Regions from separate parts of the Mus musculus genome. Here region 2 is linked to region 1. A link is a loop called in an ENCODE intact Hi-C map of the cell type or tissue named here. Cell type or tissue: heart. All regions are shown on one strand. Links, peaks and the distances in the headings refer to the core of each region. The heading gives the core; the rest is flanking DNA.

What was found. Hi-C counts contacts between places; a loop is a spot of excess contacts. Peaks named below come from ENCODE experiments on the same cell type or tissue, not always from the same donor. Only the 100,000 strongest peaks of a DNase experiment are listed, where the experiment ranks them.
Region 2: a loop joins it to region 1, with 4 times the contacts of the local background. A loop is called at or near these places in 11 of 42 quality-filtered maps.

What each region holds. Positions count from the first base shown.
Region 1 is chr15:42,695,057-42,710,507 of GRCm38, reverse strand. Gm41314 (a long non-coding RNA gene) reads right to left here and starts at 5,753. Exons shown (of 4, transcript XR_875324.1): 1 at 5,323-5,753; 2 at 4,406-4,484. In heart, for the core only: a CTCF peak has its summit at 5,741 (motif pointing right); no DNase peak of the experiment used is centred there.
Region 2 is chr15:42,906,071-42,921,521 of GRCm38, reverse strand. All of the region lies in intron 1 of Gm46505 (a long non-coding RNA gene), which reads left to right. Among named protein-coding and RNA genes, the nearest start is that of Gm41315, 29 kb to the left of the region's middle. In heart, for the core only: a CTCF peak has its summit at 7,212 (motif pointing right); no DNase peak of the experiment used is centred there.

The DNA of each region.
Region 1 (15,451 bases), core at 3,504-8,503:
TATTTCATATATTACATCAGAACTCAGTTGCCTTTCTTTCCCCTCCTCCCAGTCTTACCCCTTCCACCTCCCCTCTTTCCTATATCCACTCTTCCTTAGTTTCCCTTCAGAAAAGAGTCTCCCAGGGATATCAACTGAACACAGCAGAACAAGTTACAGTAAGACTAGATACAAAACCTTTTATCAGGGCTGGATGAGGCAACCCAGTAGGAGGAAATAGTTTCCAAGAGCAGCAGAAAGAGTCAGAGACATGTCCCACTCACACTGTTAAGAATCCCACAGTAATGCTCAGCTACACAACCATAACATGTATGCCGACAACCTAGGTCAAACTCATACAGGGTCGCCAATTGTTGCTTCCATCTCTGTGAACCCCTAAGGGCCCTGGTTAGTTGATTCTGTGGATATATTCTTGTTATGTCCTTGACCTCTCTAGCTCTAGCCTTGCAGAGAACCAGAGATCAGTTTACAGAACCTATATCAGGTATCTTACAACTACCCATAATTCCAGATGATATGACTCACTCTTCAGACCTCTGAACACCCGCACACATGTTCCAATAGCATATGTATGTGTCCATGCTGGTATGTGTGTGTGTACACTCTCACAAATAAACAAACACAAATAAATTAACTATAAACAAATAAATTCATTAGCCTCTATAAGCCATTCCTGCATGCCAATCAGAGTAGTTATCAATATATTGCTGCCACAGCCATTTAGGAGATAATAGTTCAAAATCAAACAAAAAAGGAAGGCATCAGAATAATTGTAATTGTTGTTAATTAAGGAGACTGAAATATTTCTGGTGCAGGGGAGATGGCTCTGCAGTTAAATGCTTTCCATACAAATATAGGGACTAGAGTTCAAATCCTCAAAAACATCTTGAAATGCCAGGAAGACATGGCAGGCTGTCTGTATTTCTAGCATTGGAAGGCAGAAAAGTCCAGAATTAGGCTGGCTAGCAAGGCTAGTGATATTACTGATTGAGAAATCTTCTTCAGTGAATTATGTGGAAAGGGGATGGAGAAAATTCCCAACATCAACCTCAGGCTTCCATTCATGTACACACATGTTTATGTGCACCCACATATCTTTACCTAAATACATGCAAGAAAATTCATGATGATGTACATACAGGGGTGGAGGGAGAGAGGAAAGATGGACAAATGTAATGTTTCTGTGCGGAACTTGGTGATGCTTAGGTAGGAGTTTGAGAAGATCCTATATGTCCAGTAAAATTCTATGGGGAAAAAGTATCAAGCGATTAAAAAAATATCTATCAGCAAGATCATGAAAATACCTTAGAGAAAGACACAGTTGAACTTATGACTATGGCTTCAGAGCTATAGAAGAAGGTATTCGCTCTAGATGCAGTCTTGCAGAAGTTACATGATTTAATAACCAGTGGGAGAGGCAGTGAGAGAGGACACCATGGGTACCAAGAGAAGTGGGAAAAAATAGGAGATGCTGTTGAGACATGTTATTCAGGTGCCTAGGAAATTATTGTCAGTAGAATGTGATGTCTCAGTTTAGTTGTGAACTTGGCATAACTTACAACCACCACCCAGAGAAAAGAGCAGAAGTGAGGAATATCTAGTTTTTGTTGGTCCGTGGCATGTCTGTGGAGGATTGTTCTAATTAAGTTAATTGATGTGGGAAGACCCAGGCCACTGCAAGTGACACTATTCTTTAGGCAAGGGGTCCGGAATTATGGATGGGGGAAATGTAGCTAAGCACAAACAATAAACAATGATTGCATGCATATATAGTAATTGCCATCTCTTCTTTACTGTGGATATGATGTGACTACATATTTCAAATTTCTGCTGCTGTGATTTCCCGACAGTTAGAATATAACCTGAAATTATAGGATAAAACTAACCCTTCCTTCTCAAATAGCTTTTCTTAAGGCAATCAGAGGAATAGAAATGAAACTAGGGGAGAATGTGTGGCAGTGAGCTGGTTTTCAGTAACAGACAGTGAGTAGGTGATGTTAGACATGAATAACAGTTTTAAAATGTAAGAGCCCCACATTTTCCCCTAAATACTTTCCACATGTCAGTTGCTCCTTTTACTTGCTCAGATATATTTTGAGGCCCAAAGGACAGATTCGTTTTCTCGTTGTCCTCTAATGTACCTTGTAGACAATAAACCACAATCTCAAATCAACATTCCTTTGAAATCCAAGCAAGGTAGATGATGGTGACTGTATTGGACCCTCTTGAAAACATGTGGACAGCTTTTATTGCACTTGCCTGCTTAAATGTAAACTTGTCAAGATCCATTTCTCATGCGACATATGAGTATGACACCAACCATAAATACATACATGAATGAACAAACGTAATATCTATTTCCTGATTTCCAAGGTTCACCTCCTTTTTTCTAAGATTTTAGTTCTGTATCAGCCAGTGTTCAACCAGAGAAGTCAAAGGAGTAAGAAATCTGTAATATAGTGTACATGTTGAAGGGTTAACTATAGATAAATGGCTCACACAATGGTGGGTGATGGGTAGAGAGTCTTGGTAAAGCTAATTCATGAGTGATACAGGCTTGAAAAACAGCACTGGCAGTTTCGATGAGTAGGTCATAGTAAGCAGGTATCCCCATGGGAGAAAAATGCCGGTCTTCGGCCTGTTGATGCACAGGGGTATCATGCGGAAGCCCAGCCCCTAGGCCATAACCAAAACATGCAGCACTTGACGCGGTGCTGCATGGCACAGAGGTGAGACCAAGGTCAGCAATTAGCACTAGGTATAAAGTGGCTATTCACTCCTGTCATCTTCCAGATATCTCTTCTCCTGGCTTTGGAAACACTATATATATTCTAAGCCTTATATAGTAGTAATCCTGAAAGTCTAGCATGCAGAGTGCTTGAGGCAGGAGGACAACAAGTAAGAGACCTAGAGTTGTGGTTCTCTTCTCTTCATCTGTTCAGTGTCATTTCAATATATCACAGACTGTAATTTATAAACATGGCCATATTTTCTTACTGTTAGGAAACTGGAAGTCTATGGCCAAGGCTCAAGGCCTCTTATCAGTGTTGGGGGAGAGAGTGTGGAGGGAAAAGGGGAGGGAGGAAGAGAGGGCAGGAGGGAGGAGATTGATGTCTCTTTCCCTATGGATAGTCCTACTCTATTATGGAGCTTTGATTACTGCCTTAGGTACCATCTCCAAATATAACTGCATTTGGAGGTTATGGCATCTGCATGTTAACTTTTGGAAGAAAAAATATTACCAGCCCATAAGAGCTTTCTACAGTTTCATTTATATCCAAACAACAACAAAAGGCTCCCTTATCTCCATTTTCTTTGAGTGATGTCCTTGGGTAAGTCTGGAAGCAGAGCCATGCCAGAGTACCCCCAAATCCACTCCCTCACTAATACTTTCTTCCAAGTCCTTTATTTTTCCAAAGTGATTGCCTCTCCAGTGACTATCCCAATTCTCTCAGGTGTAAAACCCACAGCCTCCTGCTGGTAGCTCTCAGACTGCACCATCTCAGAGAATAGTGATAACACAGTAAAGAATCTTAGATACTGCATAGATGTTACAGATAAAAATTGTAGGTAATACATCTGGAAGCTTGTTTCCTTCTTTGTAACCATCTTTACAGGGTACCCCAAATCCCGCCTAAGTGAATTAATTGGAAAACTGGTACTGAGGATCTAAATGATCTTGAGTCTTTGCCCCTCCACTGGTTTCTCCTCCTAACCATACTAATACTCACATGTTTTTTTTACTTTCTTGAAAGAATAATTTTGACCCTTGTCCCTAGCTGGTTTTCAAACTGGCTCCCACTACAACTATTCTGTCACAGGTTCAATGGCCAGTGGTTCCCTATCTAGCAAACCTAACTACCTTCTCCTCCCTGGCACTCTGCAACACATGTCTGACCACATTCTTTGACACTCTTGTCCCAGATCACTCCCTCATCTCTTGCCAGTTTCCCTATTTTTTAATGCACCTGCTAATTATGGGTGTTCCTCAACACTCTTTCTATAGCCTACACATTCTAATCTCTGTCTTCTATGATTCCTCTGAAAGAGCTCCTTTATGAGAGCAATTAGAATCATCCTGTCCAACACTGGGCAAAACAAAGTAGTTTTAAGGTTCCAAGTTAAACAAACTGGTGAGATTAATTTTAACATTCTTTTCTTAACTCAATATGTTCTTAATATTATCATTCTAAGATTATAAACTATTTTATATCTATTTTGCATATTGTGACTTTAAAATTCCACGGGTCTCTCTACTTACAGAACACCTTCACTTTGAGCTCTTTTCCATTCTTATTAATCAATAATCTCACGAGGCTCCTAAATCTTGTCTCAGAGAATAGAGTCTTGGCATTTATGTCCCCGACATTAGCCCTTGTGTCCAGAGCTGGATAGCAGCCCTTACCTGCATCTCTCAACACCTTGCTTGTCCAAGGCATCAAAGGGGCATCAATTATCAATGGTGCCTTTCACTTTAATGAACTCTGTGAAGATTATAAAAAAGGCTTATTTTAGAACCATTGATACATTTTATGGTTGTGTTTATGTATGATGTAAAATTTATCTTGTTAAATGGGTTTGGAAACTCAGTGATAAAAGTTAAATAATAAACCAGGATGGTGTCACATGCCTACAATTACAACATTTGGGAAACTGAGACAGGAGGATAGCTGGCTCAAGCAACCTAGGAGACATGACCACACACTGTCTTAACTATAAAAAAAACATTAGTAATAATAATAACAATAAAGTATAATATTTGTAAATTTTCACACATAAATTGTACTTTACATAAGCTGATGAAAAACAAAATTTAATTTTGGACATCTCATTATAAGAAACTACATTAGAAGGACCAAATCAGATTCTGGTCTACAATAAAACATTTTAATTATGTTCTTCCTAAAGACAAAGCTAACCAAGACTTTGCTAGTCTTAAAGTGAAACTTATCTTAATTACAACTCTCTTCCAACAATTGTTAGAGCGTAGTGCCTGAATTCAGGATCACTGTGCCATATTCTTGAAGAGAAAACTTTATTAGATATGCTTTGTATATTGGAAAGATAACACATTAACAGTGTTTTGGGTTAATAGCTTATGGCTGAAGGTAGAGAAAAGTTCTAACTATATTAATGAACATTCTTGTTCTCACATCCTTTTTCAAGCTCAGCAAATAAAGAACCCTCTGCTTCAAAAGAAGGAGGTGGCTAAGCATTCACCAGGGTGGACTGGTGAGTGAAAAACAATGACAATGTTGTTAACATTAAAGAAACTTGCTATGGATATGAAGATGCCTCTGAGTCGGCTTCATATAACCATACCTTTCTGAAGCAATGGCAACATCGTAATTTGCATTCTTTCTGTTTCCTTCCAACTGATAATCCAGTTGTCTCCAAAGAAGCAATTGGCCTTGACATGTACAGACAGAGGACATGGTTACCCTGGCAACCAGCACCATGGACCACATGTGACCCTCTACAAAGAGCATCTACACCCTTTCAAAAGATAAACTAAAGCACTCAAAACACTTACACTCTGACCCAAACCCAAATAAAAGCCCTGTTTCTCAATGATGATGAAAATTACAGCTACAACTGATTTTAACTTCATCATCTGACAAAATATTGAACTGTGGGTTTGAAATTGGGCATGGTCATTTTATGTTTATTGCAACAATATGAGTAAAGTTTTTGGTTAGGTAACTAACTATATGGTACTAAACCTCTCCCAGTATTCAGAGTGTGAAGATCCAGCAGAGGGAGCCCACACATAATTGATGATTAAAAGTTGGTCTAAAATGATTTAATTGCATTTAAAGATTTTTAGTAATAAAATTTTTGTTAACTTTGGATCCTATAGATTATCCAATGAAGTATAAATTTTTAATGGTGGCTTGTTCATTTTTATTCATTTAATGTCTTTCACACATTTAAAAACATGCTTATGTATGAAGTGAACACTTTTTTTAGGTCTTTTTTGTATAACTACTTCAGGAATACTCAATGGAGCTAACTCAACTTCATTTTAGATTTCCTAAAGCTTTCAGTCCCATTTTCTCCTTTTTGAGCACCCCCATTTGACTGAACACCTAAGAAAAGTATCATGAAACAGTTTTATAACTGAGTGGAAAAAAAACAAAAACATGTACAACCCCTAGCTGCTAGCTGCTTCCATAAAAAGAACACAAGAGGTTTACTGGGCATTGTTTACATGTCAAGTAAGACGTCTTTGAAAATGACATGCCTTCTATAGGAAGCTGTGAGATCCTAGGACCTGCCTCACTCCAAGAAGACATTGAGAGTCTGCGTGTAGTTCAACAACCAAGGAATATTCGTCTTCTCATTCGTTTCTCCAGAAATATTGATTGACATGCCTTTTCATTCCATTAACTACTCCAAGCTTGAAGAATATAAGTGTGCTAAAGCGACTATCATGTATTCGGTTGCTACGTACTAGAGGCTGTGCTACACTTTCTTTCATAAACCTCATACCATCTAGTTAGGAGAAGAAAGACTGCCTTTCTCAGAATGTAAATAAGTAAATAATACATGACAGACCTGGAATTTGTATATAAATGTGAGACCCTAAAGTACAAGCTGATAATAATTGTGAAGTACATATTTCCAAAAAGTATTCCTGTAAGTCATGGTTGCTTTTGGTGAACCCACAAGTTCTTATCCTCAGCAGAAACACTTGTAGAGAGGATCGGCACACAGGTAATATTTGAAGGTGTTCAATGAAGCAGTTCCCATGCTAGATGATGTGGCGTTGATCTTTTCAATAGAGCAACAAGTATGTGCTGTCCTTTGACAATAAAGACTGACCCGAAAGATTTCATAATAATCTATCCCCTAGCACTGTCATGAGCCTAGGATTTAAAGTCATATAGTTCTGATTGTAAAACCTTCATTGTTAATTTGCATCTATTTTGTATAATCATCCCACCTGGTCAGTTCCCTTGAAATAAAATTTTGTTTGTGTTTATTCGTACTTTGTTCCCCAGCTGAAAAATAGTCTTCTAAACCTCAACTCAAACACTCATTCACAGTACACTTTTTCCATGTATATACTCACACTAATTTTTAAATAAAAATTGGTTTTACATTCTTCAGATAATTAAAAGGTAATTATTAGCTGAGGGGTAAAAAAGAATCATACTGCCTACAAAGTGGAATGCATTGGGATCCATTTCTATTTAAGAACCTTATTTTGTGAATGAGAAAGCTGAGGTTAGGAGTGATTGTTTTCTTAATGTTCACTTATGAGAACCGAGAATATGAAAACATATATATGTACGTATACATAATTATGTATATATAATTAAATATATTTAGAAATATATATTATATTCTCTCTATTTAATATAAATATATAATACATAACACACTAAATTTAAATAATACATGTAATTATATATGTGTTTGTATCTATAATTCAGCACATTCTGTGTCCCATACATGCACATACAGAGTTGTATGTTTTCTAAGTGAATCATAAGCCTTTGTATATGCTGTCCCAGAGATCAAGTTCCTAAGTGAGCGAATGACCAGAAGCAGAGTCCCAAGGAGATCCTGTCTCTTGACTTCTACAGACACTGAACATTGTAGCACGTGCTTGAGCAAAGGTTTCTCGTTGCAGAGACACATTGGTTCCAAAGGTGCTGTTTTCAGAGCTGCCTCTAATCCTCCTGTTCTCTTCAGCTGTCCATCATATGATCTCAGTCGTCACAAGGCTCATAAAGAACTCTGGTAGCCTTAACTTCATTACTGTTCCAGTATGTATGCCCTGTGTTTTCAGAACTGACCTGTGGCAGAGATAAATAAGCCAATACAAATTAACTATTATATCCTAAATGTCACTTAAAGACATTTAAATGGACATTTCATCTTGACAGGATGCATGCAAGCTATCCAAGAAAATAGCATCTGTCCCCAAACTATCTAAGAGCACACAAAAACACAAAACTTAAAAACTTTTTTCCAAAACGTAACAAAACCATTTCTCACCACTGTGTAGTTTTTCTTGTTTATTGCTTTACATTTGTCCGTCTTTGACAATTGTAGACTTTCAATAGCTGAATGAATAAAACCCAGCACACACTACAGAGTGGTTCTTATGTGCCAAGCAGGGGAATGAGAATGTCGAAATACATTAGCACATTGAAACCACATTATAGTTCTGTGAGGTAGACTTGTGGAAAGAGAGAGCACTGTAACATGGCCAAGGTCACTCAGTGAGTGACAGAGGTAGGCTCTGGTGTAAGATTTGTGTTTCTCAAGGTCGGCACTTTAATCACCAGGCAGATTTTCATTGGAGTGCTTCCATCTGAAGCCTAAACAGTTGGTCAACTCCCTGGTTCTATTCATACAATCTCTATTTTTCTTAAATGGCAATAATTATAGCATGATCATATTGTTGCTACAACCTTTCCTGGCTTATGTAAGCATTTTGTTTGGTTTGCTAAAAATGCTCCTTTAAAAAACATCAGGACCACGTTTAAATATAATTCAGATCACTGGTTGACCCAGCTCCAAAATTCCTGTGAAAATATTGTTTCCAACGGGGAAAAAGATACATTAAAGATATGAATTGGTACACAATATCCCAGCCCTTGCCATGAAGCCCAGAATGAAAGTTTTTGTGCATAAATGGAGTTTGGCTCAAGACATGTTATAGCAACTCAGACTTGGGGACATCTAGAATGATTCCTCTCCACTGATAAGTATGTTAAACAAAACTTATAAACCCCAGTATAGGATTTGTTAAACAAAACTTATAAACCCCAGTATAGGATTTGTACTTTAACTCTAAGTTTATGGAAAGGTAAATAGGTCAAAGACCTGGTAAATATGGTCAAAATGTTGGAATACTATGTAGATTTTGTTTTGTTATGTTTTCCTGTTAATTACAAAGGGGACTTCTTTCTCTTGCCAATGAGTGGCCATTAGGTTGGGAATAGTCTATAACCCAGGAAACCATCCTAATAACTTAGCTAGGAGGAAATTGTCCAAGTGTTCTTGATTATGGATTATGGATTATGATGAGATGATGTGTCTAAGCAGGAGTTGAAGTTACAGAACAAAAAGGAATTTGCATGAAGTCCAAGAATTATCTTTTTAAGTATATTCAAGATCAACCATAGTTTTCTGCACCAATCAAATTCCTACAAACTGAGCTGACCAAAGTCTTCTGAAGGAATTTTTGACACATTGGATTTAGAAAAGTATAGATGAGCATTTTTGGAGATCTTATGAGTTATACAATTAGACAAATCAATACTTTTCCTTTTGTGGTCCTTCCATTATGCCAAGTGACGTATCAGCCATGTAGTTTTAATCGTTAGTTCTTTATTGACATGGAATCCAATTAGAGATGATGTTTGTCCCTCTTGAGCCACTCTTTTATGAGTGACCTCTTTTTAAGTGTCTTATTTAGCCCAGTTTACTACTATGAAAATAGCCTGAACAAAATGTGATTATTTTTCAAGAGACAGTCTAGAGATAGAATCTAGGAACAACTAGATTCAGCCACTTCTTTAATCACAGACTCTCTTGCTTGGAAGGTACCTCAAGGGTCATGCAGTGCAACTACATTAACTATAGTTTGTCATTAACTACCATCAGTTAATATTCATCAAATACTAACATCACCATATGCTCAAAAGTTGTCTGATTCAAAAACCTATCATTTTTATTTGATTTAATTAGCCTTTGTTACCTAAAAATCATTGAAGTGATCCCTGCCTGACACTGTTCATTTTCACAGTATGGGTCCAGGAGAGAGCAGGACTGGGGGTTATGATACAATGCACAGTGGCAATGGTATCAGTAATGCTTGGGAACAGAACGTAGGAGTTCTAAGGACTCTGGATCAAACTGTGGCTTTGCTGTTTGCCAATTCTGACTTCACATGAAGAATCAGTGTGTCTAAGTGTTGGCATCTTAATATAGAACAGCAACATACACATGTTATGAATTTTTCTATAAAGGGAATGATCTGAGACACATATATGGCTTAGCATGGCATGTCAAATAGAGTGTACACAAGTAGCCATTGTTTATAGCATTGCTGTATTTATTATTATACTGTGATAGTCTTTGGGAATTGCAGAGAACCAGCACATAGTGGGTCCTCAGCATGCATTAGTTGAGTAAGTAAAAGAGTAAATAATTATTCAGCTCAAGCTTTTATTGTACATGATATCTATAGGCACAATATCTACCCATAAGTAAGTTGACTATTTCACACTTAGTTAATGATTGCTGCTTGCTCTTGGGAACTTATCTTCTGAATATAAGTGAGTTGACAGTTAACAGAAACATGTGGCATAAAGTAATTTTACCCAGAATACAAGCTGTCGTGCTTTATAAGCAGCTGAACAGTAGGATTGGCTCAGATCTGCTTCATAGCCCAAACAGGTTTGATAAGTTGAAAGCAAATGAAATGAAGAGCAGCTGTGGATTAAATAAAATCTGGCAAAGACAGGTTCAGTATCCTAACACTAATTTTAAGGTCTGGTCAGATTCCAGGACCTAACATGGTGTGCTAATTTTTACAGAAGAACGTTGCTGTGGTGAATATTTTGCTTCTTTTTCTTCCTCATTCTTAGGAGAGAATACGTGTTTGAAAATCTGATATGATATTTGAAATACGCAAATGCAAATGAGAAAGAAAAAGGGCACAAAAACCCAGTAACAACATTAACAAGTAAGCAGACTTTATTTATACAGGATGGGAAATACATAGTACTCCTTATTAAAAAATTTCCAAATATATTTTTGAAATATTGAAGAATTATGACATTTTACACATTTCAAAAGACTTTACAGTTTACCTGGTAAGTTTACTTGACTAGGTACTCATTTTGTACTACCAAGGAAGGGTGCTTAAATGAGAGATGTAAGTTGGCTTTAGTTAAAAGGCAGTGCCTGCTATGAGGACATTATGAGAAAAAACATAGCCAGATTAGATTGTCAGAGTTTCCTTGAGGATATGAAACTTAAGATGTATTTTGAAAATGAGTAGTCCAGGAGAGGTGGAAGTAGGGGCGGGGCTAGAATAGGGCACTTCAGGTGAAAACAGCAGCATGCCAATGGTAAATGAGAAGACACATGCTGTCTGTGAGGAACTGTAAGTCAACCAGGATTCCCAGAATGCAAAAGGAAGGTGAGGAGGAAGGAAAGTACTGAAGGAGCAGTAGACTGGATCGGTCTGCACTTTCCTGCCCTAGAATGAGCAGATTGCCAGAGGCCCACATTTTCAAATTTTGTTCCACTAGTTGTTAATGGCTGTCAGCTGAAAAGTAAGAATCATTAGTTAAATGTATATAAAACATGCTTGATTATTCAAATGTCTCAGGCAGTTTGAGCTTACTTAATAAAATGATGAAGGAAGAGTGTCTCATAAACAATAGAAACTTGCTTCTCACCATTGTGTAGGTTGAGATCTGACGTCAAGGGCTCAGGGTGATTTGGTTTGGTGGGGGCTCTCCTCTGCGCTATAGACAGTAGACTTCTTGATATATACTACCATAGTAGAAAGAGTTTCTATCTCTGCCTGTCTCTTCTCTGTTTCTCTCTGTCTCTCTGTGTCTCGCTGTTTCTTTTTTTCTTTGTTTCTATCTTTCTTTTTTCCATCTGTCTGTCTGTCTTTTTCTTTCTCTTTCTCTCCATCTCTCTTTCTCTGCAGATTGAGTTTAGGGCATCAAATAGACAGAGGAAGCATTCCATTCCTATGATATATCCGCAGCCTTAATTTTAGTTTTTATGCTGTGTTGTCCACTTTAGATTTGAATACAATCTGTAGCCCAGGCTACAGATATGTTATGATTTCTCTCAGCATTACAAATAGCTGGGATTACAATCTTACACTTCCAGATTAGCTCTCTTTCACTGGCATTAATATCATTCATGTGGATTCCATCCCCAGAACATAAAAACAAAGTCCCCGTCTTCAAATGCCATCCAACTGGGATTAAACTTTAAATATATGAATTTGAGGATGGCACAATCGTCTAGTCTAATGCAAGACCATTAAACAGATTTCTTTACTTCATGGCTTTTGGGAACCTGTATTATGTCTCAGATCTTTATGGTTGTGTAAGCAGAGAATGCAACATGAATACTTTTGTAAATGAATTTGAACACAGATGATGATGACACAGACCATCTTGAATGACACATTTTGTGAGCTACACTTGAGAAACTATATATAGAGACATCAGAGAATCTTTGAGTACACTAAAGTATGTATAGAATATCGTCCATTCAGGATAAAGAAAGAATGTTAGGGAAAAAAAAAGTTAGACGGACACAAGAATTAATATCTCATTGCAATAGCCCTGGGGTGGCCTGAAGGGAGATGGGTAGATCTGACCTTCATTAACAGATGACAGTGATGAAGAGGAGGCAAGTGATTGAGAAACACTCCAGAACTGTAGGAAACCCAAATCTGATAAATTTCCCTCTCTTGTTTAATTAGGAGGTGAAAATCAGCAAGAGCAGATGATTGATTGGACGCGGAGGCCGAGAAGATAAATGACTCTCTGATGACTCGGGAAAGTGAGTTGTAAGTGGAGCTTCTTGTTGAGATCCAGAACACCGAGGGACATTTGTAACAAAGCTGTCACGAAGAGTTTGACACTTAACAATGTGTAGGGGACATAAAAGTGTAATACTTAAGTGACTCAGGTGTGAGAGAAACACACTTCCTGCAGTGCAATCTCTCTGAGTGGGTAAGGATACTCATTTGGAACAACATACACAGCTTTATCAGAAGGCATGTGCTGGGGATGGGGGTGGGGACCGTTCTAAGGAATTGCTTTTAGAGAATTAGCCATGTACAAAACTGCACTTTGACTAATTGTTCATTGTCAAGTCATTCTAAGTTACCAGTCCTAGAGCTTGCAGGAAGACCACACAATGTAAGAACTGGTGGGAAAGACAATCCTTTAAGAGCTGGTAGGAAAGAGAACTCTAAAGGAGTGAAACAAAATGTTTGGAGGTGCCATCATATATTTACCAGTACAATAATTTAAGTAATCTAACAAAATGTTTGTATGTAAAAAGCAAAATATTAATAAAAATTTGAACTGCAAGATAGCAAGGACAGTGGATTCACTTTATACTTAAATGGCTCAAATTTAGGATTAACTGAACCTTTTGATTTCTAACAATAGTTTGTTGTTATCCTCAATACTTGTGGCTATTTTTGAGTTTTAAGATAGGTCAAACTAAACCTAGGTCATTACTGTCTATAATAGTCCTGGGTGTACATAGCTAGACACATTGCACATGTAGAACTCAGAGCAGTCAGTGTGTTGTAACAAGAAAGTGATATGAGCCCCTTATTTGGGAGATTCCTTAAATAAGAAATGACTGTGATTCTTAGAATCTAACTTTGGCTCTTTAATAACCACATGGATTTCTCCAGCAATGATCAGCCACCTTCAGAATTAATTTCCCATTGCTCTGCTATGCCCAAAGCCCTCTGCCTCAGATCTCTCTAGTTGTGAACAAGAATGAGTGTACAGCAATGTAATAAGTAGGAGACTATCCAGCTGAGTCAGGGCCTCTGTCTGTCTGTCTGTCTGTCTCTCTCTCTCTCTCTCTCTCTGTGTGTGTGTGTGTGTGTGTGAATATACAGGTATGATGAGGCTATAACAAGATGTCATATGTCTTCATTTATTGATCTCTGCTTTACCCACAAGGCACGGTCTCTGACTGAGCTAGGAACTCATCATTTAGATAGTCTGGTTGGCAGTAAGATCTCAGAATCTTGCAACCCACACCCACCACTGCAAGGGTTCCAGGCATTGACAACCAGGCCTGGCATTTTACATAGGTGCTAGAGATTCACACTCAGCTCCTCATGCTTGTAGATCTCATACCCGCTGGGCTATCTCTGTGCCATGTTCATCTGTCTTTAGTTGATAGATGCGGCATTGACTTTTGTGGAAAGGAAGGAAAGTTACATGAATTGAGCATTATTGCAAGCTAGTTTTAAAGCAGACAGGATAAAGAGATCAGAGAACAAGCTGGAAAACAGTGGCAAAGTGAGCAACACATCTTCTGAACTGTAAGTCTGAGTTTCAATTACTCTGTGAATAATGAGATCATGGGATTTGGAAACATGACTCAGTAAAATGCTTACTGTGTAAGTATGAGATCCTGTGTTCACACCTCCCACACACATGTAAAATATTGAGCATGGTGGTATACATACCTGAGGTTGGGGCAGAGGCAGGAGGATCGTGGGAGCTTGTTGGCCAGCCAATCTAGCCGAAATAACGAGTTGAAGGTTCAACTGAGAGACCCAGCCTCAAGAAATAAGGTGGAGATAAGTAAAGATATCATCATTGATTCTGACATATTGATTCATACATATGTATCCAGAGACTGCCCCTTCTGGGGATCCATCCCACAAACAACAACCAAACCCAGACACTATTGCAGATGCCAACAAGAGCTTGCTGACAGGAACCTGATAAAGCTGTCTCCTGAGAGGCTCAGCCAGTGCCTGATAAATACAGAAGTGGATGCTCACAGTCATCCATTGGATAGAGCACAGGGTCCCCAATGAAGGAGCTAGAGAAAGGTCCCAAGGAGCTGAAGGGGTTTGCAGCCCTATAGGAGGAACAAGATGAACTAACCAGTACCCCCAGAGTTCCCTGGAATTAAACCACCAATCAAAGAAAACACATGGTGGAAATCATGGCTCTAGCTGCATATGTAGCAGAGGATGGCCTAGTCTGTCATCAATGGGAGGAGAGGCCCTTGATCCTGTGAAGGTTTTATGCCCCAATATAGGGGAATTTCAGGGCCAGGAAGCAGGAGTGGGTGGGTTGTGGAGCAGGGGGAGGGGATAGGGGATTTTCAGAGGGGAAATTGGGAAAGGGGATAACATTTGAAATGTAGATAAAGAAAATATCTAATCAAGATGAGAAAAAATCTCAAAACAAAACAAAACAAAACACTACAGGCAAGTGTGTGCACACACAGCAAGAGAGACAGAGCCAGAAACAGAGAGACAGAGAGAGAGAGACAGACAGAGAGAATTTGTTCCTTACATGACTCAGAAATCTGCCTGCCTCTACCTCCCGAGTGCTGGGATTAAAGATGTGTGCCACTACTGCCCGGCAAGTTCAGATACTTGAGGTGGGAAATTACTAAGACAATAAATTGTCTCTTTTTCCATGGCTACTTACAGATATAAAATCAGGAATAGAGATGTAGGGATATAGATAGAGAGGTAGTAATAGATGAGCACTAGGTGGTTGGGTGGATGGATAGAAGGAAAAGCTAGTGATAAAGGTATCAGAAGGGCTAGGTAGAAAAATCATGGGAGAATCATCTGCTTGCACATAATGGTAGGCTGATATTTTAGTCTGGATAATATTATCAATCTCTTTAACTACATCGAAGAGAAACACCCCACTGTTCTTCTCTCATT
Region 2 (15,451 bases), core at 5,300-10,299, 210 kb before region 1:
GAGTGAGAAAGAATGGAAACTGCACTTTATTTATCTTTGCATTGGCTTCCCTGCCTTGGTGCTCATCTGTCTTGAAGGTCTTTGGCAAGTCCTCTAACAGAAACTGTTTGAAGATCTTCATCTTCAGCTGGAACCGAAGCACGGAATTCTTCAGAAGATTCCAATAGGCAAGCCAGAAAAGAGAGTGAGAAGTGCTTAGGAGGTGTAGAGAAAATTCATCTCCTCAGACTGAAGAGAGGAGCAAAAGGGGTCTTGGGAGGATTGTGGAGTTGGAGTTCCCTTCCCGAAGTTTTGGGGGAATGCTGGCAGAGAACAAAGATTTAGATGGTGGGTAGATATCAAAGCAGAGGGCAGACAACCGAAGGATCCCTTCTGTAAACTTTGTCCTGTATGAGAGAACATGGTCTGATGCTCTGAACCCTCAGATTAGAAGCAAGAAAAGCCGAAAGTCTCCATGACTCACTATAACACAGACTCAGTCATAGATCTCTTCAGATAATAGGAGATAACAGGAAAGAACAGGAGGTATTTTGGACTTACCAGTTCTCATTTCTGGTGTAAGCTTCATCCTTTGCAGTCTTGCATCCTGAAGAAATGACTTGCCCTACAAAGGATAGGATTTCAACCTTAATATGTCAAAGTCTTTTCCTGATTTGAGGAGCTATTCTTCATTTATCAATTATGTGCCAAAATGTGTCCTCTGGACAAGCTGTTGAGAAACTGTGGGTCGTAGCTTTTTTACTGATCACAGGTGAACAAGTTCACCACATGAGCTTGGCTAGCACATTGTATATACCTAAACTCTTCTCATTTACAGCCTTAGCTTACAAGTTAAGGAACTCGGTATGTACAGATTATAAAGTCTTCAGTAGAAGACTTTCAAACACCAAATCAAAATCAACTTTTTAAACTCAAAATCCCAACTGCCCTCAAGTATTTTTATTATTTTGAATATATATTTTATAATTCAAAACAATTTAAAATTTAAATATATTTTGATTATATTCGTTCCCTGCTTCAATTTCTTGCAGATCCTCTTCCCATTGCTACTCAACATTAAGGTTTTTTTCGAACAAAAGTAAACAAAAACCCAATCCGACAACCAACGCCCAAAATCAAGAAAATACAATAACACAGCACCTGAAAAGAAAAAAGCAAAGTACCAAAGAGTAACCAAATAACAACAAACAAACAAACAAACAAACTAACAAAGCAAAAAACCACGAGGCCTTTCCTGGAGTGGTTGATATGCACAGTGTCACTCTTTTGGATAAAACTGATTTTCTCTCTCCCAGCAGATATGAATGACAGTTCAGTTGTTAATCTTTACCCTAGTGGCTAGGTATTCATTCATTCACTCATTCATTCATTCACCTTTTATACGTATAACAAAATGAAATATAATACGTTAAAACAAAAACTATTATATCAAAGTTGGACAGGACTAACCAACAGAAGGAAAAGAGACTAAGAGAAGGCACACAAAAATCAGAGAATCAGTTATTTGTATACACGAGAATCATTACTAAACTGGAAGCCATGAAATATATGTAGAGGACCTGGTGCAGACTGTAAAAGCTCTATGCATGCTGATTCAGCCTCTGTGAGTTCATAAGAACTTTGTTCATGTTGTTTTGGAGGGCCTTGTTTTCTTGGTGTTCTTCATCTCCTCTGGCTCTGACAATCTTTTTGCCTCCTCTTCCGTGGAGTTCAATGAGCTCTGAGGGGAGGATTTGATGGTGAATCTCATTTAAGGCTGAGTGTTCTAAGGTCACGCTCTATCTGTCTGCATATTGTCTGGCAGTAAACCTTTGTTATTTGATCCCATCTGCAATAGGAGGAAGCCTCTCTTTTGGTGACATTGAACTATGAGTATATCAGAGTATATACAGAATATAGAATCATTTCCCCTCTCCATCCTTTCAAACCAGTATTATTTGGTTTTATCCTAGGTCTCTGGGCTCTCTAGTTCCTGAGTCTTTGTCACCCAAGCAGGGTTGGGTATGGAGTACCCTCCCCTACTAAGATGGTACCAAGGGGTACCATCTAATGGAGTACACTTTAATCAAATCAGTTATTGGGTAGTTACTCCCACAAGTTTTTTGCCATTATTGCCCTAGCATATCTTACAGGCAGTATACCATTGGAGGTCAAAGAGTTTCTGGATAAGTTGGTGTTTGCAATTTTCTTTTCGTAGCATGTAGAGTATCTCTCTGTACCAAAGACACTAAAACATAGGTGTGGATGCTCTATGTAAGAACCAGCTCAACATCTTCATTTTATTGGAGTTGTATAGATATTGTCTTCAACAACTGGGCCTTGCTTTCAGTTTGTGGAGAGCCACCTATAGTCTTGACCTATAGCTTTGGTTGTTTGGAGATTCCCATAAGTTCTCTTTGGCCAACAATTTAATTAGATGTAACCCAGTCCCAGTACTTTGTTTGGTGACAAAAGATGGCCACTAGGGGCTCTGTCTTCCCCATTACTTAGCAATTTTATTTGGTTCACCTTCATATATATATATATATATATATATATATATATATATATATATATATATATATATACATATATATATATATTAATTAGTTTCTACTATATTAGATTTCCATATTACCTGTCTAATGGCCCTTAATTTTAACTGTCTCTCCCTGTATCCCCTTGCACAACCCCCTCTCCTCTTCCACTCTTAACTTGATCCTTTTGTTCTAGCCACCCATCCACCAGTATTTATTTTATCTCACTTTTCTGATGAAATCTGTCTTTCCCTCTAGTCTTACTTGCTCTCCATTCTACAGATTATATTTTTGTTATCATTGACTTAGCTATATGAGGGGCACATACCATATTTGTCTTACTGGGCCAGAAAAAAAATATAATAATAACATGGCTCCTAATAATATTTTGTTATACGTGTAGATCAGTGTTTTGGTCAGTCATAATTAGAGAAGCTTCCTCCCGCAGCAGATGGGAATACTGCAAATACCTCACTCAGGATGTTCTTTCTAGTTCCAGTCATTTTTGGCTACATATTTCATGATGTCATTTTAAGAAAATACTCCATTTTATAAATGTACCACATTTTCTTTATCTATTTTTCTGTTAAGGGACACCTAGGATGTTTCCACTATCTGGCTGTTATGAATAGAGCAGTAGTGAAAATGCTTGAGCAAGTGTCTTTGTGGTGGGAAGAAGGATCCTTTGGGTATATGCCCAAGAGTGGGAGAGCTGGACCTTGAGGTAGATTGATTCCCAGGTTTCTGAGAAATGGCCATATTGATTTGCACAGGGGCTGTCCATTGCGCTCTCACTAGCAATGCATGAATGATCCTCTTACTCCACATCCTTGCCAGCAGGATCTTCACTTGTTTTGTTGATCTATCCATTCTGACAGGTGTAAGGTGACATCTCAAAGTAATTTTGATTTACATATCACTGATGGCTATGGATGTTGAATGTTTAAGGGCATCCCTGACATTTGATGTTTCTTTATTGACAATTTTCTGTTTAGATTTGTACACCATTTTATATTGGTTTATTTGTGGTTTTTTTGACATCTAGTTTCTTAGTTCCTTATATATTTGGAATATTAACCCTCCATCAGATGCATACTTAATAAAAATGTTTTCCCATTCTGTAGACTGTCGCTTGTCCACATGTCTGTGTCTAGTCCTTAGAGAAGCCTCTCAGTTTCTGAGGCCCCATTTATTAATTGTTGATCTTAGTAGTGCCTGAGTCATTGGTGTTCAGAAACTCTTTCTTGTACCAATGAGTTCAAAAGTATGCTCCCTTTTTTTCTTCTGTCAGGCTCAGTGTATCTGGTATTATGTTGCCATCTTTGATCCATTTGGGCATAAGTTTTATGCAGGGTGGTAAGTATGGATCTATTTACATTCTTCAACATTCAGACATCCAGTTTTCCTAGCATCATTAGTTGAAGATGCTGTATCCCAGTGTATTTTTTGGCTTCTTTATAAAAACATATCCATAGGTGTGTGAGTTTTTATCTGTGTCTTCAATTAAATCAACATGAATGTTTTTATTACAATGACTTAGTAGTGCATCTTAAAATGGGGAATGATGATATGTTGAGCAGTTCTTTTATTATCCAGAATTGTTTTAGCTATCCTGGATGTTTTGTGTTTCCACACAAAGATGAAAATTGTCCTTTCAAGATTTGTCAAGAATTGTGTTGGAATTTTGATGGGGATTACATTGAATCTGTAAATGGCTTTTAGTAGGATGACTAATATTTTTACTGTGTTAATCCTACTGATCAGCAAACATGGAATATCTTTTCATCCTCTTAATATTTTCAATTACTTGAAGGTTTTATCATTCAAGTATTTCACTTGTTTGGCTAGAGGTATCCCATGAAATTTTATATTATTGTGAAAGGTGTTTCTATGATTTCTTTCTCACAGTGTTCAGCATTTGTAAATAGGAGTGCTATGATTTTTGTGAGTTAATTTTGTATCCATCTACTTTGCCAAAAGTATTTTACCAGCTGTAGGAGTTTCTGTGGAATTATTGGGACACATGAATAGTATCATATCATCTGCAAATAAGTTCACTTTGGCTTTTTCCTTTCCAGTTGTATTTCTAATATTGGGTCTTATTGCTCTAGCTAAGATTTCAAGTGCTATATTGGATAGATATGTAAAGAGTGGACAGTTTTGTCTTCTTCCTGACTTTACTGGAGTTGCTTTGAGTTTTTCTCTATTTAAGTTGATGTTAGTTATGGGTCTGCTCTAAACTGCCTTTATTATGCTGAGATGTGTCCTTTGTGTCTCTATATCTACATATCTTTTATCATGAAAGTGTTGGATTTGTATCAAAGGCCATTTGTGCATCTAATGAGATGAATTTGTGGTGTCTGTCTTTTAGTTTGTTTATGTGAAGGATTATGTTTATTGATTTAAGTATGTTGAACCATCTCTGCATCTCTGGAATGAAGCCTAACTGATCATGGTGGATGATATTTTTTGATGGTTTTAATTTGATTTATAAGTATTTTATTGAGAATTTTTGCATCTGTTTTGTTATGGAAAATTGGTTTGTAGTTCTCTTTTTTGTTGAGAAATATCAATGACCAATTGTGGGGCTGTGAAAGGCAGCCTGTTTTGGTTGAATGAGGCTTGCTCCCGTGACCCAGTAGGAAACTCTATAAAGGATGGAACAATGAGCCACATTCCCAGAGATAGGTGCCTGACACTACAGAGCACCCAACTCCATAATTCTGTGACTATAAGTCATACAGACAATTTCCCAAGCTTCTGGCCTTTTAGACTTCACCCCCACAGTTACCTGACTATAGCCAGGTATGGTCCTCCCCACAGTTACCTGATAGCCCAGCCCACTATAAAAGGAGCTGCTCTGCCCCTTCTTGCTCTCTTTAGCTCTCACCTTTCTTTTCTTTCTTTCTTTCTTTCTTTCTTTCTTTCTTTCTTTCTTTCTTTCTTTCTTTCTTTCTTTCTTTCTTTCTTTCTTTTTTTGTTTGTTTTTGAGACAGGGTTTCTCTGTATAGCCCTGGCTGTCCTGGAACTCACTTTGTAGACCAGGCTTAACTCGAACTCAGAAATCCACCTGCCTCTGCCTCCCAAGTGCTGGGATTAAAGGCATGCGCCACCACGCCTGGTTAGCTCTCACCTTTCTTAATCTCCTCTCTAGCCCTCCTTCTCTCTCTCCCTTCCTCCCCCCTCCACATGGCCATGGCCAGCCTCTTTCCCTTTTTCTACCTTCTCTCTTCCCCCTGCCTTTCTACAATAAAACTCTAAAACCATAGACTGTCTCTACCCATCAAGGCCCACCATGCTTGAACGATGGAATAGGCTTTCCGCTAAAGAGCCATGTCTAACCTCCCACTGGAAGGCCTTCCTGTGCTCTAGCCATGGACCGGACCAAGGACTCTCACCCACATGGGAACCATCCAGTGGCCCCTCTCCCCCTGACCTCTCTTCTCTTTGGTCCCAAGGCCCAGGTGCCACCAGGGCCCCCGTTTTGTTCTTAGCTCTTCCGTGGTATCCAGCGGCATCTGGGATACCCGAGACCGAGAACCTGTTATCTCTGGTCTGTGAGGTCCAGAGACCTAGGACTGCCCCTCATCCGTCCCCTCCCCACGGGCTGGGTCCATAGCTTCCCACAGCCAGACACCCACCCGGGGCAGTGTGGAAAGGGTGCAGTGTGGCACACCTCCACTTCTGCCCACCCATAGCACTGGAACTCTGGCGGGACGTGGATTTTCTCCCATTCTCTATTCCCCCATACTCACTGCCCAGCAACCGATGTTTGTTGATTATTTTTATTTTATTATTGTTATTCTCTCTCCCTCCCTCCCTCTCTCTCTCTCTCTCTCTCTCTCTCTGTCTCTGTCTCTGTCTCTCTCTCTTTCTCTCTCCCTGTGTGTGTTTCTGTGTTTGTATGTGATGGATGCATATTAGTATGTAGATAATGTGTCTATGCATGAACATATGGAAACCGGAGGAAGATTCCATTGAGGTCTTCCTCTATTGCTTTCTACCTTATTCTCTTTAGATCAATTATCTCAGGAAACCTGAAACTTGTTCTTTCAGCTAGGCTTGTTGGCCAGTGAGCTTCCAGAACCTGCCTATCTCCTCTGTCTTCTTCCCTATGCCAGTGTTACAGGTATGTTCAGTCATGGCTGATTTCTGTGTATGAGCTAGAGTTTTGAACTCAGGTCATCATGCTTGCATGGGTAACTGAGCCATCTCTCTGGTCCCCTCTGCTGACTAACAAACTTTGAAGTGTTACAAGCCAGATTATCAGTTTCCAATAATTAAAACAAATGCTCCATATATCTATCCTTGGTTGCTATCCATGTAAATAAACTGAAGTTTAAAATGATAAATGACATGGAATGCAGCTACATATTTAAACCCTATATGTCTTTCACAGCCTGACAATAGTGAATCATATTTTACAATATACTGAATTCCTTGTGTGTGGTCAAGGATTACTTTTGTAATCATCGTTGGAAACCCCCTTAGACAATAACGATTACAGACTTAAAACTCAAGCTGGTGTCAAAAATGTTTAAGCACAAGTGAAATATTTCTTTTATACAGAAGTGGTGTCATTAAAGACCACACAAAACTTCTACAAACCCTGAAAACATATGTATAATACTGGAAATGTTTTGCTGAAAGTTCAGTATAGTCTCTGTTTTGAGTAGCACTTTGCAATTTGGCCAGTAGAGGGCAGCCACAGAGCAGGTCTGGGATTTCAGCAACTACGGGCTCTGGGAGGAACCTTCTGCAAGTGTAAAACCCTGAGCATTGTTGTTATTATTATTATTAGGGCATTTCTGGATTCTGGATTCATGTTGTTATAACATTGATCTTTTCATTTCCGACGTGTTTACTCCCTTTCAATTTTTCAGATTTTGAAGTTTGTTTTGATGTTGTTATTAGCAAGATCATCGTAAATTTAATATAGCTTGATGTATTTTTAAAACATCCCTCAGAGAGCAAAGAATTACATTTCCCTCTGTGCCTTTGAAAAGTCAGAATACAATCTAGATGTATTGAATGAAGGCAGGATCCGCAAAAGCACAAATAGGAGATGTCCAATGAAGAAAACATAAGTAAACCTCATTTAGAATTACGTTGGAAAAGCCAAACTCTTGGTTTTAATTTCCCAATTACTCAACTATTAAATCCCTCCTGAGACACAGCAGGACACAAATGCCCTTCAGGGGCAGAATTTCTGGTACTTTCAGAGAAAAAAAAATGTACATAAATAGGCATTTTGGCAGCCCAGGTCCTCCAGTCATTCTTAGCTCACATCCATCTACCCCCAGGATGCAGTGAATCATAAAAGTATCAGAATCAAGAACAAATGAAGATGCAGCAGAGTTCAGCTTTTAAAAAATGGGTGAAAGTTTAAAATAATATTTCCAACCTTATTTTTGTATTGTTATTGCACACTAGTTGGTATGGAAATCAAACAATGCAGCATTAATATTCAGTCCAGCAAGCACGTCACTGCCATTGTCCCCAGTCCTCTGCCCCAGCCCTGATGTCTGACCTCAGTGGCCGAAGGGAACTGAGAATAACCAGTGTCATTGTGGACTTGTGGCAGATGTATTTTATGCTTAGAGAATGTGATGATCTTAACCCCTTTCTGCACCACTGGTCCTCATCCTTGAAGGGTGTGCCCCCCCCCCCCCCTTCCTCAAGTAGCACTAGGATTACCAAGCACTTGTGAGAATTGTAAGCCTGCATAAGGCTTTTTTCAGGTAAAGCCCAGCATGGAGTTTTAAAAAACATTTAAGTGGTCCTGTTGGGCATTCAGTCTTGATAACCTTGTCACTGCGGTCCCAGGAGGTATGAGTGTGTGGTTTTGCATGGTGCCCTTGGTGAAATAACTGGGCCCACTGCCCTGCTTGTGTGGAGCCGCAGGGAGGGAGCAGACTTCATCTGCTTCTCTATCTTTCCATCCATCAAAGGTGAGCTCAGTGCCGTGTATTAACACCATCTGGCCTAGCACTCGGTATAGCATCCATCAATGGAGCCTCTGCCTTGTTTATTTCATTTGATCCAGAAGCAAGGCACAGAACAGCAATCACTTTTAAAGAAGCCCCTGGAGAACTTCTAGCAGAGGCAATGGGTTGACATAGTGTTAGAGTCCAGACTGAGACTCCTGTGCTGCCAGTCTTACTCTGATGATAGTGTAAAGAGTTGTTCTTTTCTTTTTCCCTGTAGTTTTCTGGTATTTGATTTTCTTGATTTCAGAAGTTGCAACATCATCCTTACAACAAAATTTGACAGTTAATAATGAGGAACACAAAACAAACAAGCTGTTCACATGTGGCTCACATAGATCTTGTTTGTGCAAACACGTTTTAGGGCTGATGATGTCACCTGGCAGTAGGGGACTTGCTAGTAAGGGGAAGACTCTCTGCTCAATTCTCAGTGCTAAAGGGAAAAATACATTCCACATACTGATTTCTGAACGATACATAATTCTAAATGTATGTAATATACATTATATACTTATTTTTTGTCTCTATGACATATGTGTTTATTTGATTGTTTCCTATTTATTTATTTAAAACTCCAGATTTTATTTCTCTCCCAGTCCACTCTCATACCACATCCCATACCTCCTCCCTGTCCCCTGTCTTCACAGAGGATGTCCCTACCTCCCACCCCTATCCCACCAGACCTCTAAACTCCCTGGAGTCTCCAGTCTCTCTCTGCAGGCACATCTTCTCTGACTAAACCCAGACCTGGCAGTTATTTGCTGTATATGTGTTGGGGACCTCATAACAGCTGTTGTATGCTGCCTGGTTGGTGTTCCAGTATCTGAAAGATCTCAGGGGTCCAGATTAATTGAGACTGATGGTCCTCCTATAGAGTCACCTTTCTTCTCAGCTTCTTCCAGCCTTTCCCTAATTCAACCACAGGGGTCAGCAGCTTCTGTCCTTTGGTTGGGTGCAAATATCTACCTCTGACTCTTTCAGCTGCTTGTTGAGTCTTTCAGAGGACAGTCATGATAGGTCCCTTTCTGTGAGAGCCTCAGTAATAGTGTCAGGTCTTGGGGCCTCCCCTTGAGTTGGATCTCATTTTGGGCTTGTTGCTGGACCTTCTTTTCCTCAGGCCCCTCTCCATTTCCATCCCTGCAGTTCTTTCAGACAGGAACAATTATTGGTCAGAGTTTTGACTGCGGGATGACAACCCTATCCTTCACTTGATGCTCTGTCTTTCTGCTGGAGGTGGGCTCTACAAGTTTCCTCTCCCTGATGTAGGGCATTTCATCTAAGGCTGCTTCCTTTGAGTCCTAAGAGTCTCTCACCTCCCCGTGTCTCTGGTATATTCTGGAGGGTCCCTAAAACCTCCTACCTCCTGAGGTTTCCATTGCATGTTTCCATTCTTTCTGTTGGCCCTCAGGGATTTCAATCCTTTTCTCCCACCCAATACCCAATCATGTTCCCCTTTCTGTCCCCCACTTCCTCTTTCCCTCCCAGGTCCCTCCCTCCCCACTTGTGGTTGCTTTCTTCTCCCTCCAAGTGGAACTGAGGCATCCTCACTTGGGCGCTTCAGCTTGTTGACCTTTATGAGTTCTGTGGACTGTATCTTGGTTATTCAGCACTTTTTTTGTTTTGCAAATATCAACTTATTAGTGAGTACATACCATACATGACCTTTTGAGTCTGAGTTACCTCACTCAGGATGATTCTAGTTCCATCCATTTGCCTGCAAAGCTCAGGATGTCCTCATTCTTAATAGCTGAGTAGCATAAACTCATTGGCACAGGTGAAAATTTTCTAAACAGAACTCCAGTGGCTCAAGTTCTAAGATCAAGAATGGATAAATGGGACCTCATTAAACTGGAAAGCTTTTGTAATGCAAAGGACATAGTTAATAAGACAAATCAGCAACCTCTAGATTGGGAAAAAAATCTTCACTAACCCAACATGCGATAGAGGGCTAATATGCAAAATATGTAAAGAACTCAAGAACCTAACCACCAAAAAACCAAACAACCCAATAAAAAATGGAGTATTGAACTAAACCGAGAATTTACAAGAAGAATCTCAAATGGCTGAGAAACAGAAATGTTCAAAGTCCTTAGTGATCAAAGAAATGCAAATCAAAATGACTCTGAGATTCTACCTTACACCAATCAGAATGGCTAAAATCAAAGCCTCAGGTGACAACATATGTTAATGAGGATGTGGAGAAAGAGGAACACTCCTCGATTGCTGGATGGATTGCAAACTGTTACAGTCACTCTCGAAATCAATCGGGAGATTCCTCAGAAAATTGGAAATAGATCTACCTGAAGACCCAGCAATACCACTCTTGGGAATATACCCAAAAGGTACCCCACTATGCAACAGTGGCACATGTTCCACTATGTTCATAGCAGCCTTGTTTGTGATAGCCAGAAGCTGTAAACAACCCAGAAGACAGAAGAATGGATACAGAAAATGTGGTTCATTTACACAATGAAATACTACTCAACTATTAAGAACATTATATACTTACAATTGATCATTCCATGTTTTGAGAATTTTTATTTGGAGATTAAAATTAAAATCCTTGCCCACTGTTCTCTGCCTGTCTCTTTCTGCCTAAACGAGCTTTCTTTTCTTATCTGCCTCAGTTGCCAGAGTCCTTTCTTCTCCTGTATACCCACAGACCTAACCATTTGGTCTTCTTACCCTATACACTCTTCAGGCTTCCTCTTTATCTGCATTGTCTCCAGTCATACAACCACAAACACACCCGATCTCATCTTATCCACATACTCTTTTCTCAGATAGGTTGTGAACAGCTAGTGTGTTGTTCTGCACCTCAGCTTCACTGTGGGTAAGAGTTAAATGTGTGATTTACATCTACCTGAACAGCAACACATGTTGACAATACCATCTGTCTCTTATATACATCTTAACATCTGAATTTCTACCTGTTCGAGAAATGATTCAAATTTGCATTGTAAAACAACATTATACACTCTATGTCATGTTAGTTCACCCATTGATTTAACCCTCAGATCTGTCCTAAAAAAACATAGCATGGAGTCATGATTATAGGCATATCCCCATAATCGATGTCCTCAGAGGCTGAAACAGGAGGATCTCAAGTTGGGGATCAATCTGGACTACAGAGTGGACTACAAAGCTAAGGATACACAATGGGACACTGTTTGAAATACAACCAAACCAAAGCCATAGGCACACAAAATGCATTCGTGGTTCGATGGGGCTAGGGTTGTTGAAGAGAAGTGAGTATGGGCATTGGGTTTAGGAGTAAAGGGATACTGAAAATATAAAATTGTGGTGTTGGTTTAGAATTTTGTGGATATATTGAAACCATTGAATTGTAATTTTAAATGAGAAAATTGCAGGGAACATGAAATACCTCTCCATTCAACGGTGGTTCGAGGTATTCCATAAAGGCTAGAGAAGGGATGAGTTTGTTCCAATGTTTTGACTTCAGTGTCGGTAGGTCTGTCTCCACAGCTATGAAAATTCACATAATAGAAGAGAGAGTTTGAAATGCTGAAAATCTTTATGAAAAGCTCGTAATCATTTTCCCCCGAGCTTTCCCTATGAAGAATGCCAAACCTTACTCTATCTCTGTGTAGACTGTAGTTTTACGTTCCAAACCATTTTCCTACCCACAGATGAAAGCATCATCGGTTTGATTTCTGACCGGAAATAAGAAAGGCTTGGTTGCATATTTTAAATCTGTTAAAGAATTGGAATAGTAGAGTGTTCTATTAAGCCCCACAATGGCCTTGCCTATTTTTATTAATGCCTAGGAGGTATTGCTTATTATCCTTGTTTTATATCTGAGGTGACTAAATTGTGGACACTAAGCACAAGATCATTTTGCCCGTAGGAAAAAAAAAGTCACTCTAATCCACAGCATTACACCCTAAACACTGGGTTTTTCCTCCACTGGATAAATCGTTTTTATAAGCATAAACATTCTCCATGGCCAAGACATGTTCCTTGTACAGACATGAAAAATAAAGTACTGATGCGTCTTCCATAGTGAAAAAAAAGGGAGGGTGATGCTAAAATTCTGGAGTAGAATGGATTCAGTCTGTAACCTCTTATAGGCTCACCCAACATGAGCTTCGTTCTTTGTAAAAAACTTAGAGGCATATGTTCTACCTGGAAGAACCCCGGTGTCCCAGCAACAATTGGTGTCATGTGTCCGTCATGCTCTAGAGACTCAGAGAACATTTAATTTGGTGAATAAATACAGGGTTCATATTTTGTCAACCACACAGGTTTACTTTTATTTACAAACTATGCTTTCTATCCAGAAATTCAGTTTTGCAAATATTTACTTACTCATAGCCCAGGTGTAGATGCTTGACAAATGTCTATGAAAATTCAAATGTTGGAGGAAACACTATTGAAAAGAGGTATCCAACCAAGGAATTGTCTAAATTTTCCTGGTTTCTCAGGGCTAGTTGGTGTTAACAGTGCTGTATGCTGCAGTTTGCATTACTCAGATAATTAATTCCATAGCCTTGGCTAAGTATTCCCTGGATGTCTAGTGTGATTTGGGCCCTTGTCATAGAGCGTGCCATGTACAAGACAGCTCTGATTTATCCTGACGTTTGCCTTCTAGGAGAAGTAGAGGAAGAGAGACAGTAAGCAAAGCAGAGTAAACAAATGCAGCAGAGAAAAACTAGAGGTGATGAGTGCTAATAGGTTAGCTGAAAGAATTTGGCTTAGAAGGGGAATGCAGCAAACCCTCTGGGTGTATTTTGCTGATTCTAAAAGACAACTTGCCACTTACAATATATTGATCTTGCTACAGATGCCAGACACATTGCAGTGGAGCATCTCCTGTAGAAATTTTTTGGCCTTGTTTTAAAGACAGGTTCTAATCATGAAGCACAGACTTCCCTCAAAAAATACTATGTGGACTAGCATGGTCTCAAACTCAGATGCTTCTGTGTCTGTCTCAAAACTCTGTGATCACAAGCCACAAGTAACCAGGGAGATCTTTACAATTTGACATGTTTATAACAATAGTAATCGGTTTCTCTGTTGAGCTTTATACTACAGACTGAAATTGAAGGAAGATATGCACACTAACAGAACATCATAGGAGAAGGCACTCCAGTCCTCTCAATACAGTGCCTGCTCAGCAGCTTCAACCACCTCCAAGCAGAGACAGCTAAATAACATAGCTTGGTTCAATCATACACTCACCTTGTCTTACTAGATAAAGTATGTTCATCCCCTCACTCCTGTGCATCTGGGGAGGAGTTAATGTAGTTGTTTTTGTTTTTTCCCTAATCATCCATTTGTCTCTTAATCTTAAAAGTACAGGAAAAAAAACAGATAGGCATAATGTGATCTTCTAAGGTGGATGCACTTCTGGGAACAAAGAAAGACTGGTAGCAAGAGAATGTGGAAAATGAGTTCATTTCATTTGAGTATGAAGCTTTTGGTTAACTTCAGTTGACTTGGTGTGGGTGGTTTGATGGTTTACAGTAATCACTTTTCAGTAGGACTTGTGTTAATAGAGAATAAATCTAATGGGCTAGGTAAATACTTGGTTCAGCTTAAGGAAGTAGCCAACACATGTGTGCTTTGACTTAAGGCCCACTCCATTAGAAGGAATCCATATTTGACACAGTTTGAGTAACCAAGAACCAGAGACTAAATAGCCCAGAGACTGAGGGTAAAACTAAACATTCTTGGTCTGGAAATGAAAAGTATCAACAAAATGATGACTCCTGATGATATTCTGCTATGCTCACAGGTCATCGTTAGAGAGGCTTCCTCTGGCAGCAGTCATGAACAGATACAGGGATCCTTAACCAGACATTATGTGAAGAGAGCATCTGAATTGGATATTCCCATCAAATCCTTCTCTTCAGAGCTCAGAGAATCTCAACAAAGAGGAAAAAAATAGAAAGGACTGTGAGAGTCAGGAGAGCCAGGTCCTCTGAATCAACTAAGCAAGGCACGTGTGATCTCACAGCGTCTGAAGCAGAAAGCATAGGGCTATGTAAGGTAGCACCAAGTCTTCTGTGCATATATTATAGATATTAATTTAGTATTTTATGGGGCTTCTGACTGTGAGAATGAGTGGGTCTCTGACTCTCGAGCCTGATCTTGGGACTCTTCTCCTCTTAGCTTGCTGTGTCCAACTTCAATATGATAGTTTTTGTTTCATCTGTCTATAATTTATTTTCTCATTATTTGATTGTTATCTCTTAGAAATCTGCTCTTTTCTAAAGAGAGACAGAAAGAGAGGAAATGCGGAGGGGGTGGGAGGTAGAGGAACTGTGAGAAGTGGGAGAAGGGGAAACTATAATCAGGGTATAGTATAATGTATGAGAAAATCTATTTTCAACAAAGTGACACAAAGAGAGAATTAGACAAAATAAAATGTCATATTGATGAAGATAATTAATTAAGACATGAAATTGGGTGAGTAGGAGATAAAGTGTTAGAGAGGGGAAATAGTATGATCAAAATAGATTATATTAAAGACTTAAATGAAAGAAATTAAAGAACAAGAAGAAAAGATTTGGTTCTCAGAGGTAAGCCCTGGCTGCAGATCTCTGTACCTGTTTAGTGCCTCCTCTCGACCACTGCATGAAGGAGAACTCTTTGGAGAGAAGGCTTTCAAGTAAGCCCCAAGAAACACCTTCTACTCCCTCAGGATAAGGGCACTCTTGAATTTATCTCATTGATTGGTTTCACTGGACAAGAAGCTGTGACAGATTGCATTTTGATTCCATTTTCATTTTTCTGTTTCTTGTTGTTAAGCAAAATGTTTTTTCAAATTGATCAGATCAGGCCTAGGGAGATATACTTCATGTATGAAAAGGCGAGTTCAGATCTCCAAAATCCCATTTTTTAAGAAAAAGCAGTCAGAGAAGGCCCCAACCTTAGAAGTAGTTGGCCAACATTAACCAGATTCAAATGATTTTTTAAATGTTT